3 separate regions of the Mus musculus genome follow, and all the other regions are linked to region 3. The links are chromatin loops, found by intact Hi-C in ENCODE. Cell type or tissue: heart. All regions are shown on one strand. Region 1 overlaps Ccser2 (coiled-coil serine rich 2). Region 2 holds the start of Ghitm (growth hormone inducible transmembrane protein). Region 3 holds the start of Ccser2 (coiled-coil serine rich 2).

The links. Hi-C counts contacts between places; a loop is a spot of excess contacts. Peaks named below come from ENCODE experiments on the same cell type or tissue, not always from the same donor. Only the 100,000 strongest peaks of a DNase experiment are listed, where the experiment ranks them.
Region 1: it touches region 3 in a loop (3.0-fold over the local background); 2 of 42 quality-filtered maps call a loop at or near these places.
Region 2: it touches region 3 in a loop (3-fold over the local background); 18 of 42 quality-filtered maps call a loop at or near these places.

The regions. Positions count from the first base shown.
Region 1 is chr14:36,917,699-36,921,698 of GRCm38, reverse strand. It overlaps Ccser2 (coiled-coil serine rich 2), which reads left to right. Exons shown (of 11, transcript NM_027045.1): 5 at 3,103-3,265. Among named protein-coding and RNA genes, the nearest start is that of Ccser2, 49 kb to the left of the region's middle. In heart, no CTCF peak of the experiment used is centred here; a DNase peak (open chromatin) is centred at 2,318; H3K4me3 peaks cover 1,181 bases; H3K27ac peaks cover 1,785 bases.
Region 2 is chr14:37,133,308-37,137,307 of GRCm38, reverse strand. It overlaps Ghitm (growth hormone inducible transmembrane protein), which reads left to right and starts at 1,986. Exons shown (of 9, transcript NM_078478.5): 1 at 1,986-2,113; 2 at 3,505-3,675. The coding sequence starts at 3,544. In heart, no CTCF peak of the experiment used is centred here; a DNase peak (open chromatin) is centred at 1,947; H3K4me3 peaks cover 2,394 bases; H3K27ac peaks cover 1,579 bases.
Region 3 is chr14:36,966,169-36,970,168 of GRCm38, reverse strand. It overlaps Ccser2 (coiled-coil serine rich 2), which reads left to right and starts at 1,405. Exons shown (of 11, transcript NM_027045.1): 1 at 1,405-1,627. In heart, a CTCF peak has its summit at 1,529; a DNase peak (open chromatin) is centred at 1,368; H3K4me3 peaks cover 1,771 bases; H3K27ac peaks cover 1,314 bases.

The DNA of each region.
Region 1 (4,000 bases), 48 kb after region 3:
TCTGGTATGTCAGAAACGCAGATGTGTTGCCTTTCCTCTTGTTTAGGAAATTCTAATGGCCAACCCATCGCCCACAAACACACACCTGGCATTTGGCACATCAGAGTATAATCCTCAGGTTAGTGGCTTGCCCTAGTGAATATCTTCTCTGTATACTGTTAATTATTTTAGCCACTCTGTTTAGACTTTAGACTTTGTTGAAAGGATGTTTTTCTAACCACTTTCTGACTCCCACACAAAGTTCACTTGCCGACTAGATTTTACTTCTTTTATGTTCAAATCCATAATGTCACGTTTTTGCTACACTTTGTATTGAGATACATGAGACTCATCTTATTTCTGCTTGCTTCTAGTTACTTGTGTTTATTCTAGGAATTTCTCTTTCTGTGTCAGTACTTGTGAAATAATTCAAGTATATTTTTTTCCCTGACATGATTTTTTTTTCTTTTTAAAAACTAAATTCCAATTGAAAACTTTCTTGATAGCATAAAACCTTCTGTAAAGTGCACTCACCGCAGGCTTTGGGAGTCATGATGCCATCCTATCTTTCAGCCAATTACTTATTCAACAATTATTCTCTCTGTCATCCTTACTCTCATGGGACTTGGAAGTTGTAAGAGAAAAAGCTAGGATACATTGGGTATCATGTTGTGTTCCTTTATCACACCAGGGAAAATGATCCCTAGCCTGACATAGCCACTCTCACACCACAACCCCATGTTAGCTGTTAGATCCTTTTCTCTCTCCAGTGGGTTAACACCATGATCATCTGTCTCTTAGAGCACTAGAACTACAGTATGCTGCCATTTGTTATTTGGAACTAGTGACCACCTTCAGAAGGAAGGAAACTGCTCTCCAAAAAAGTCTTCAGGTCATGGTTAGGGTTACGTTTGGCCGAAGGTGTTTTTAGATCAGCATCTTAACTTAGCTCTAGTATTTTTGAGTTGCGGTAGCTTTAGGCTTGTCCTCCTCTGAGATTTATCACAGGTGCCATCTTCGTACAGCATTACACATTCAGGGGGACTTCCTTCCCTGTGGTCACACTGTTCTGTTCGTTGTAGGCCCTAGAACTTGGTTTATCTGCGGGAATCTATTGTTTTTATTTCCTTTTCTATTCTGTATCTTTTGTTCTGTAAAGAACTGTCTTAGTATTTCCCGGATAACTACCACTAATGTTTTAATATTACCATCTTAGCTCGATTCTGATGTTTGTAGAGATGTGCTGGATGGGTAGATGCCGGAGAGAGTGTAGGAGTAGCACTCCCAGGAGAACTCTCAGGACTTCTGAAAGTTATGTCTCAAGTTTGATCTTTGATCTTTTGCAGTTGTGGCAGATGTGTGTCCAGCTAACCCTCTATGAGGATTGAGTTCAGGTTTCAGCAATGATCCCTAGTTTGGAGTCTGGTCACTAAGGCAGCACACATAGTAATTTGTGTGATGCCGTTGATCTCACGTGTGGCCGTCTGGCCTGTTTGCGTGCCTCTTGCTACTCTTTGCAATATACTGATTTTTATTCTAGCAATATACCCCGTCAATCTAATAGCAACATTGATTTCTTTGGTACTTGCTATTTCTCTTTCCAAATTAAAGGTCAAAGTAGCTGAACTGGAGGGTGTTTTACTGCCCGGTGCAAATGCTCTGGGACTCTGCACCCATGAGTGTGAGCATCCATGAGTTTGCTGGGCTTGTTACTGAAGAGGCTACACAGAAATATGCTTTAAGCTTTTAAGATATACTAAAAAGTTTTCCTTTGCCACCGCACTTCTCCTGCCATCATTGAACGAAGCAGTCATTAGACCTTTATTATCCTTAGGCTTTTCATAACCAAACTTAAGCTCCTCATAATTTTAACAATAAAGAACAGGACATTATTGGAAGTAATTTCATGTTATACTTTTAAAAGCTGTCTCTAACAAAAAAGAAAAGTGTGTGCAGACTCTTCCTGACTGCACACAACCCTGAGTGTGCTTGTGAGGGAGGCTAAGTTGTTTGCTATGCTCTTTCTGCATCATCTTTGTATAAATGAGCAACTTTTTCATCTTCTGTAATGAGACAATCAGCAAATTTCAAAGCCAAGTATCTGGTTAATGATTACAGACAGTTAAGTCAAGTTTTAAAAATCACGATTATACTGATATGTAAAGGTTTTTATCACAAGGAATTCTGAACCTTTTCGTTTAGTTCTTGGACTGGAGAAGCCCTTCCTGTTCCGTGGCATGGGTTTAGTGCTTAGGAGTATTTTTAGTAACAGTCCTAACTCAGTAGCTATGTAAGCACGGAGCGAAGATGGAGTCACAGGGCAGGCTGGGCTTGCTTCCCACAGGGAGGGCTGGGAGTGGAGCAGGAAGGAAGGCCTGTTTGAGCGGCGCCTTGTGTGCAACTATGTCTGAGTAGGCAGCCGGCAGCACAATGTCTCCCTTGTACCGAGTAGCTTTCTCAGAAAGCGCTCCGAGATGTGAGGGCACTGCATTTGGGTGAGTGAAGAGGCTCGGCCGCCTCAGGGATTCTTGTGGAGGTTCTGTGGTGTTCGGATTTCAGGAGTGGACTGTTTGTTGTTACGAGCGCTGGCTTTGGTTTCAGGAACAATTTAGTCTTTCTGAGCCAGCTCTGTCGCAGGCAGATTGGAGCAGTTTACACTTTAAAAGTGTGAGCTTTATTTAAAACCACGATCGTCTATGATGGAAGTTTAATTTGTGCTTCTTGAGGCTGAGAACCGTAATTGAGGCACTCCTTTCTAAGAATGGGTCCTGTGCTGTTCTTAAGATCTACGTTTTCCTATCCTCATTGTTTGTATTTGAAATAGGTAATGTTGATTTTAGGAAAGTTTTCCTGTATTTTAAAACAGCCCAACAGCTCGTTGTTCACTTACGTGGTTGATAGAGAAGTATTGTAATTTACTTCAGTTTGGATATGAAGTTCAGTTTTCACTGTTAAGAACTGGTTTCCTTTGGAAAACTATTTTTTTTTTTGATTAGTTAGCATACATGGTTGGTGCATTTAGAATTAAAAAAATACTTTTAGCAGCATTTAATTATCAGGCTTAGTAGTTAACTTTTTATAGTGTGCACATATTTATAGACTGTTGCTTTTTAATCTGCCCAGTGGAGTGTGACAATATGAACCGCTTTGACCGAACAGACAGAAATGTACGACAGTCGCAGGACGGATTTTGGAAAAGGCCACCCCAGAGGTGGAGTGGACAGGACCATTACCACCTCAGCCACCCTGGTCACTATCATCACCATGGACAAAGTGACTTGAGCAGGTGAGTCTGCTCTGACTATGGCTTCATGTCTGTCCTCCGCCTAACGTGACTAACAATTCTGTTTCCTAGCTGATGTTGCCTGGTTTTCAAAGTACCAAAACTAGTTCAGGTTATGTGTGATATGTAATTGTTACAGTTACTAATCATTTCCTAGCTGAAGTCTTTTCTTAGTAGCTTTATCACAGGTTTGCAAATGGCATTTGTGCCTATGACATAAACTTTTAAGTTGTGATTGACTTGAGGTACGACTCTTAATTTTAGAATTAATGAATGTTGAGTTTATTATTTTATAATTTTTAAAAATAATATTGTAAAAAGTAACTACTAAGTTATTGGTTTTATTTTGCTTACAAGTTAAAAATGTAAAATTCCACAGATACTGATAACGGAGGCCATCTGACACTAGAAGTACTTTGCATTTTGAAGCATAGAATGGTATGAAATTGGATCAGACCGTGTCCTATAATGCGTTCACAGCCATTCACACCTGGGGGCAGAAGTTCACCTGCTGTAGATTAGCTTTGCAAGTTAAGTCTGTTTAACCCTCTGCACACTGCAGTCTTCAGTGCACCATTGGTGAGCGGCTTAAAAATGCTTTTTTGTGAGCATTTTCCATGGATCAGGATGAAGGTGTGTGCTGTAGCTGGTTTGTGGGAAACAGTGGCAGTTTTGTTTTTATTTTTTTTCTAATTAAAAATTTTTGAACATCTCATTCCACAAACTATTTATGTTTAT
Region 2 (4,000 bases), 170 kb before region 3:
AAGGCAACTTTTATAAGGACAACATTTAATTGGGGCTGGCTTACAGGTTCAGAGGTTCAGTCCATTAGCATCAAAGTGAGAGCATGGCACCATACAGGCCGGCATGGTGCAGGAGGAGCTGAGAGTTCTACATCTTCATCTAAAGGCAGCAGCAGAATACTGACTTCCAGGCAGCTAGGACTAGGGTATCAAAGCCCATGCCCACGGTGACACATCTATTCGAACAAGGCTACACCTCCTAATAGTACCACTCCCTGGAACAAACACATATAAACCATCACACATACTTTTTTATTTATTAACAAAAATAGTTTGCTATACCGATCTACTTTCACTTTGCTTGTGTATTCCTTTGTGCAACACTGGAAGTATTCTTGGTTTGATTCTATCAAAAGTTGTAGGAGGGTGCTCTTTCATGGATACCAAGAAATAACCTCTTGGGCTGAAAAGATGGCTCAAGCACTAAAGGTCAGGCTCCTAACCAAAAATAAAAGAGACATGTCTCTTATTGTAATAAATTATTTTCCACTGAGGCATTTCAGTAGCCTTCACACACACACACACACACAATAAAATAAAATAAAATAAAATAAAATAAATAAAAACCTTCACAAGAAGAGTGGTTTGTATGTATTCTGTTACTCAAGTGGAGCCTGAAGCTTGACAACAAACAAACAAAAATGTCATTGAAAAGTCAAAAGGTAAAAAAGAAAAAGAAAGAAAGAAAGAAGAGAAAAGAAAAAAGAAAAAAAAGAGAAAAGGAAAGGAAAGGAAAGGAAAGGAAAGGAAAGGAAAGAAAAACTCGGAAATAAACCCCTCTAGATCTCACCATCAGTAGTACACTCAAGAAGCAGGTTGGCTCTAATTTAAAAAAAAAAAAAATGCCACATTTGGTAGGAATGTTTTTATGGCAATTAGAAAAAATGTGTTATTCAATTTTGACACTATGCCCCACCCCCAGCCCCTGCCGCAGACTAGGTCTGTCTTACTCTGGCCATTCTGAAACTCACTACTATATAGACCATTGGCGTTATTTTCTGGCTAAACGCCCAAAACAAGAAACTCAACCAATGATTGTTTAACTATCCATCTAACTTCTAAAAGTTCCTAAAATTAAGGCTTAGTTTTCAGTACATACAAAAAAAAAATTGATCATAAGTTATAAAAACATAAACTTTATTAAAATGCTCAAGTTAATTTTGTGTATTGATATGTTCATACATGAGTTCATGTAGCATAATAGCTAAAGCAAAGTAGTGAAAATGCCTAGGTGGGTTCTGTCATTCCATAAATACAAAAGATTTGGTCCTGGCCTTATAATTAATTCAAAGTAAATTAATATATGCAGAACTCACTAAACCAGTATCAAATCCCTTAACATTTGCATAATGAATGAAAAGGAGAGCGCGTCAAGTACCTCTCACATAGCTCAAGACACCCTGCCTAGCCACAGCCCCAGCAGTGATAAAAATTAAGCAGTTAACGAAAGTCTGACTAAATTATACCTCTAAGGGTTAGTTAATTTCGTGCCAGCCAACGCGACTAGACGATTAACCCAAACTAATTACTCTCGGCGTAAAACGTGTTTTAAGAATGACTCTTAAATAGAACAAAATCCAATTTAAATGTGAAAATTCATTGTTAAACCTAAATCCAATAACAAAAGTAATTCTAAGCTGGCCTAGAGCTCACAGCGATCTACCTGCCTCCCCAAAAAGTGGGACTTAAGGAGTGCGCTGCCAACCAGTCCAACTCCCTTTTTCGCCCCCACACCTATTGGCAGCGAGTGCGCACAACGCACAACGCAGATGCCCAAAGCGTTTGCCAGTGTCGGCTTCCTTACTCGGACCCAGAAAGGACGCTGACTGTGACGTTTTCGAAACACAAACTTCCATTGGTCCGGTCTCCAAACCAAGCCCCGCCTTCGCCACTGCGCCCGCCCTTCCGTTAGAAGCCTGCTCTCGATTGGCTGCTTGTACTATTTACCTTTTGTCCGGATATTGCGTGACGCTGTGAGTCGCGCGGTTGCGGAGGAGCGGGCAGAGGGAGGTCGCACACTCTGAGTTTCGGTGACCCGGAAGGGAGCCCCGTGGTAGAGGTGACCGGAGCTGAGGTACTGCCTCGCGAGGCCTGAGAATTCCAGTCCTTGTGACGGGCGTCGGCACAGCGGGATCTGGGCTGGCTGCTACGGGCGGGGCGGGAAGGCCGGGCTCGTCCTCGCTCTTCATCTCCCTGGGCAGAGGGATGCTGAGTCAGCCGCTCGGGGACCCGCGCGGGGGCCCTAGCTGTCGGCGATCGGGTGCCGTGGGGGTGGTGCGTGGACGCGGAGGCAGCGGGCTAGCGGTGAGAGGGGAGGACCGGGCGCATCCGAACACTCAAGCTCAAGGAAGCGTTAGGAAGGGTCGCCACTAGTTCGTAGAGACCCAGCCCAGGAGCCGGTTTCAGACGTCCAGAATCTGCACTTAAATATATGGCAGATAACCCTCTTGGCTGTTCCACGACATAAGGCCACGCAGACTAGGTAGGCTCTGTTCGGGTCAGTAAGCTGAAGCCATAGGTTGAGATGATGTAATGGCATGAAAGTACCAAAAGGGCTCCGGGTTTTTTCCGCAAGGTCAGATGCCTAGAGCTGTGTGCACTTCGTAGTTCCGGAAATTCTTAACTTTGGAGGTGCTAGTTAAAACTTCTTTACATTCCTATAGTTTTAGGGTAATTCATGGGCGATTTCAAAGTCCCATTTTGGCCAAGTTTTCTTGTATTTAAATATTTTACAAATGGGGAGAAAGCGGAAATACAAATCACTTGCCTAAAATTCATCACAACTCATTGACCAGAAATGTGCCTTTAGCATCGCAGAAAGGCGTGTACTTAACTATTTATCGATATAGTCTAACTGGAACTGAGACAATTCAATTTTAGAATGTTGGGGGCAGGGGTTACCCTATTAAGAATACCAGAAGGTGTTTTAACAGGGAAACCTAGCAGGGCAATTTTGTTTATTTTGATTGAATGTTATGTAGTGGAATAATTTAATTTGAATGTATCTGTCGTATCTTAAAGGGAAGTAACATCTGACCTACTTGGTAGACATTTGCATGCCTGGCTTTTGTTCATGGTTTTTAGTCTCGAGTGGTTTAGTTATCTTTTCTCTGGATGATGTTTTTCTTGTGCTGAAATGTCACACAGATTCTTTTACTTTTACTCATTGAATGATGGAGTAAATATCAGGCCAAGCTATGTTTGTAAAATCTGTGATTGTGTCAACATAATAACATTGATTCTGTATTACATATATCTGGTCAAACTTGGATTTATATCATTGGCTGCCCATTCTAAACTAGATTTGTTGAGTCAGAAGGAACAAGGGAAGGATACAGCATTAAAAATTAATGAGGCCACTGTTCTGATTTTTTTCTTCTATTTAAATTAAGTTTCTTCTGATTTTGGCTACTATGTTTCCTTCTTAATTAACTAAATTTTTCCCCCCTCTACCTTTCTAACTAGCATTTCAGATCTGCTTAGTAAACCGGTGTATCGCCCACCATGTTGGCTGCAAGGCTTGTGTGTCTCCGGACACTACCTTCCAGGGTTTTCCAGCCCACTTTCATCACCAAGGCCTCTCCACTTGTGAAGAATTCCATCACAAAGAACCAATGGCTCGTAACACCCAGCAGGGTAAAGCATGCTTTTCCAGTATGGATTTCCGCCCCATTCAGATTTTCTGTTTTAGAATTTGGTGGTAATGGTGGTTGATTAGTGGGCTGTTCTGTGAGTTTCACTGCTTGGGAGTAGCTTACTCTTTAGTTAGTTACTGTAACAGTGATTTTTCTAAAGTGACAGTAAAGTTTCCAGTGAGCTTTGTCCTTGCCACTTCACATCATTCCAGTCCCTCCTTATCACAAATGCTTTAAGAGGGGTCCTGCACCTTTCCCATATCTAATATATTAGATAACTTTTATGTCCATACTACATTAGTTTAAAAAGATCCTATGTTTTATTG
Region 3 (4,000 bases):
CAGATTCTTTATAGAGCCTATTGGAACAGTTGCATCTTGCCTAGCTCCCAAGGACAAGCTGTGGAGAGCCACTTCTTTTCCATCTCTCAATTTAGATTGTAGCGTAAAGTCCAAAGCATATTTAGCAACCTCATCGCATGAGTGTTGTGTTTGAATCTGAGGTCTGGAACTGGTGTTTGCTCTCTTAATGATTTACTTAATCTAAAAAGAAACATACTGCATGAAGCCCTAGTCTTTTCCAGCACTTTAAAGATACACATTATCATCCACAAAATTAAGTCTCCCTATCATTATTCTATTGACCAATTAAAGAGACAAGTAATAATGAAACAGGTAAAAAGGAAATTTACTCATTATGGCCACATAGGGAATTGGAGGAAGCAAAAGGGTACAGTTATCACCAAGTCCACCGTCAGGAGTACTGACCAGAGGTTTAAGTCTATATAGAGAGCTAGAGATAGTTGTAAATTGAGCACTCCTGCCTGGTTAAGGTGTGATAGGACTGACCTAGCACTGTTTCGGCTCACTCCGGTCTATCTTGCAAAGTGGTCTGAGAAGTTGTCAGAGCTACGAATCCTGGGAGGCAAGCTCCTTCTCTGGATAGCGCTAGGCCTTCAGTGTTGTTTCCATTTCTCCAGGATGAAAATACCTAAAATTTAAAACATTATTTGGAGTATAATGTTTCAACAGTCTGATGGCCTGAGGGGCGCTAGTGTCTCCTCCCCTACCACAGTGGTTATGTTAGTGGTCTGGAGGACAGGTGGAGACTTTCCAAGTTCTCTTTCAATATTATTAATTTCAGTTGAGCTGTTAGGGCTAGTGAGGAGACTAGGCAGTCTAGGGTCAGATAAATATCACCGTCAATGCTTTTAATAGACAGCCAGATACTGAAGGCTTTCATGATGGTGACTCTCAACGACTTGTCTGACCATCTAGGAAGGAGGGAGAGATGGCATTTGGAATGGGATTGGGATCCACAGCCTCATAAAATAGCTCCAATTCTCAGCTCTCAGTGTTTTATCGCAATCTCCGCTCAGATTCAGTATGCACGGCTGAGGCATAGCCAGCCACAGTCAGGCCAAAACAAGACGTAAAGTGGGGAAGTCATGCTTGCTCCAGTGTTCAGATCACTCCTGTCAGACTGGAGCCGGAGCTGACAGGTTTGGTTGTGGTCAAGCTGCACATTTGAATCCAGCCAAGAGACCGGAGTGAAAGGTTCAAGCCAGGAAAAGACCTGAGTCAGGGGGTAAAAAGGCAAGGTCAGTGGATCAGGGCGGAGCCTGCGAACGGCTGGCGCGAGGTTGGGGCGGGCCCGGAGGCGGGGTCTAGTCCAGTGAGACTCGCGCCTGCGCAAGGACAGACCGGGAGGCGGGGCCGCGCACGCGTAGTGCGAGGGCCCTGGAGGGCGGAGTCCAGGAGGGTGCCGGCCTAGGGAGGGGGCGCGGCGTCGGTGAAGTCCGGCGCTCCCGCAGGCCGAGGAGGCGATGCTGGCTGCTGCGGGGCAGGCGGCTGGACAGACCGGGATGTGACGGAACTGCCTCTCGCCTCTCTCCCATCCTCGGGCGGGCAGGTCGCTGGGCGACCGGCAGCCGGGCCGCGGCCGAGGAGGCAACGCGACCTCCGCACGGTGAGAGTCGGGGGTCAGGGCCGGGGTCTCGGGGCGCCCGAGGCTGCCTGGCTCCGGGGCGCAGCGCGGGCGGACGGAGGGCCGGGTGTCCTTGGCCAGCAGCGCTCTGGGACGACCCTCGGAGCCCCCGCCCCCTCTCCCGAGCCGCCTGCTGTGCAGCGGGCAGGCCGGATGCCCCTGCTCGGTGGTGCTGTGACGGGAAGGGGCCGCGGGATGCCCGGGCTGCAGCCTTCCTGCACCGGGAAATCAGGGCGAGGCAGAGATGCCCTGGGATTTCAAAGCCTGGATGCTCGCGTTGGTGAGGGAAAGTACCTGAGAGCCCGGAATGAGTGGGATTTTTTTTTTTTTTTTTTTTTTAAATCACTGAGTCAAAACAAAGACACGCCCTAAAACACGTCTTGAGAACTTTGGTGGATTACGGGGCGTCTGTAGGTTCAGGTGCTTTACGCCCCTCCTCTCCCTCTTTTGGACGTCTATTTTTATACATTTTTTTTAAAAATGTACCTACTTTCTTGACAAAGTAAAGGGAGGGGGCAATCCATTTGAGGTGGTCGTTGCTCGTAAAGCCTGATTTTGAATTTCAATAATTGCAAATTCATCTTTGCTGGCTACCTAGCCAATTAGGTTTGCTGATCATAAAATAGGCCTTAGCCATGGAAATGACTAGTGCACAGACTCTTCGCCGTTCAAGATTGGAATGCCCTGTTTCACTTAAGGAGAGAGAAAAACCAGGTGGTTCACGCCTTTATCCTGGCATTCAGGACGCAGAGGCAGGTGGATTTCTGTGAGTTCCAGGCTAACCTAGTCTACATAGCAAGCTTCAGAATAGCAAAAACTACCTGGACCTTGTCTCAAAAAACCCAAGCTGGGGGAGGACGGTTATGAATGAGAATAAGCATTTACCTTTTTTTTTTTTTTTCAGAGTAGCCGTTTGAAAAAGCATTTTTTTTGGGGGGGTCAAGAACATTAAGTATTAGTGAGACATATGTATTTAGACAGTTGATTAAAGTATCATCATTTAGATTAAAAAACTGGAATCAAATTTAATGCAAAGGATAACTATAAAGTATGCGTTAAAATGTATAGTGTATAATTGGTAAGGGATGTAAACGTTGATGAAGGGTTTGCATTGGATGAAGTCAGTCTTCTTTCCAGACTTTATTAATGTTTGTCTCTCTTAATTTGTTAGAGTGCATTGCTCTTCTCTTATATGGTGGTTTTCTTCCTTGTTCTCAGCAACACTGACCTCAGTCTCTAGGTTAAAAATACTTAACAACCCTTAACCTGTAATTTGTTCTGTTTCTTTAATACGTCATAACAAGAAAGCCAGAAGCCGCCCTTCGCGCAGGAACTTTTTTATTCTACCTTCCCTCAGGTAGAATCTTTTTGCTTGTTGCCATATTGCTTTTACTATTGTGGGTGAAGAAGAGAATTTTAATTTCATGGTTAGAATTCCTTCAGTCTTTTCCAGTTTCTGGTGCTTGTCTGCGTTCTCGTTTCGTCTACAGTTACACATGTCCTCTCCATGGGACTGTTTGCAGTTCACAGACGATGGCATCTTCCTTTGTTTCCTGGGTCCAGAATTGTCTTCCTAGTAAACATCTTGCATCCCCGCTAGAGCATTGAGCTTGAGTCTTGTCTGGGCATTTCATCTCTTGTTTTCACTGCTCCAGCAGCACCAGGCCACGCTGCACTGAGCAGTTCATCAATTAGGAGTTAACGATTTGCTGATATAGGTCTTCCCCAGGCTTCTGAGTTTCTTCTTATGTTTGCTGCTACAGCACATACTGCTAAAATCTATTTACTCAGTGCATTTTGAGGAAAGGGTCCAGGCTTGAGTGCAGATTTAAGATAAGCTAAATATGTTTGGACTCTCTTAGTACCAGAAAAATTGGAAGAAAAAAATCAGTATTTTAAAAAAATGACTTTTAGAGAAATTGTATGTACTGGTGTTTTACCTGCTATTCTGTGTGTGGGTGTCAGATCTCCGGGAACCAGAGTTACAGACGGTTGTAAGATGACGTGTGGTTGCTGGGAATTGAACTGGGGTCCTTTGAAAGAGCAGCCAGTGCTATTAACTGCTGAGCCATCTCTCCACCCCCAACATTACTACTTTTATTTGTTTAAGGATGAAATAAGAGCTGATACTGTTTGGGATGACATCCTGGTTATGAGAGGAAAAAAGTCGTTCTACTTGAAGATGGAGGAATGAAGGCCATGGCCAGTAAGGGTTAGTCTAGAACTTTATTTTGAGGTGCAGGGGTTTGCCCACAGCTATGACTAGAAAGGGACAGGTCTGGGAACTTGGGCGTCCTTTGGCCATCTTTGTAGTTTACTTTTACTCCCCTCTATCCTAATTCTAAATACGTTTCT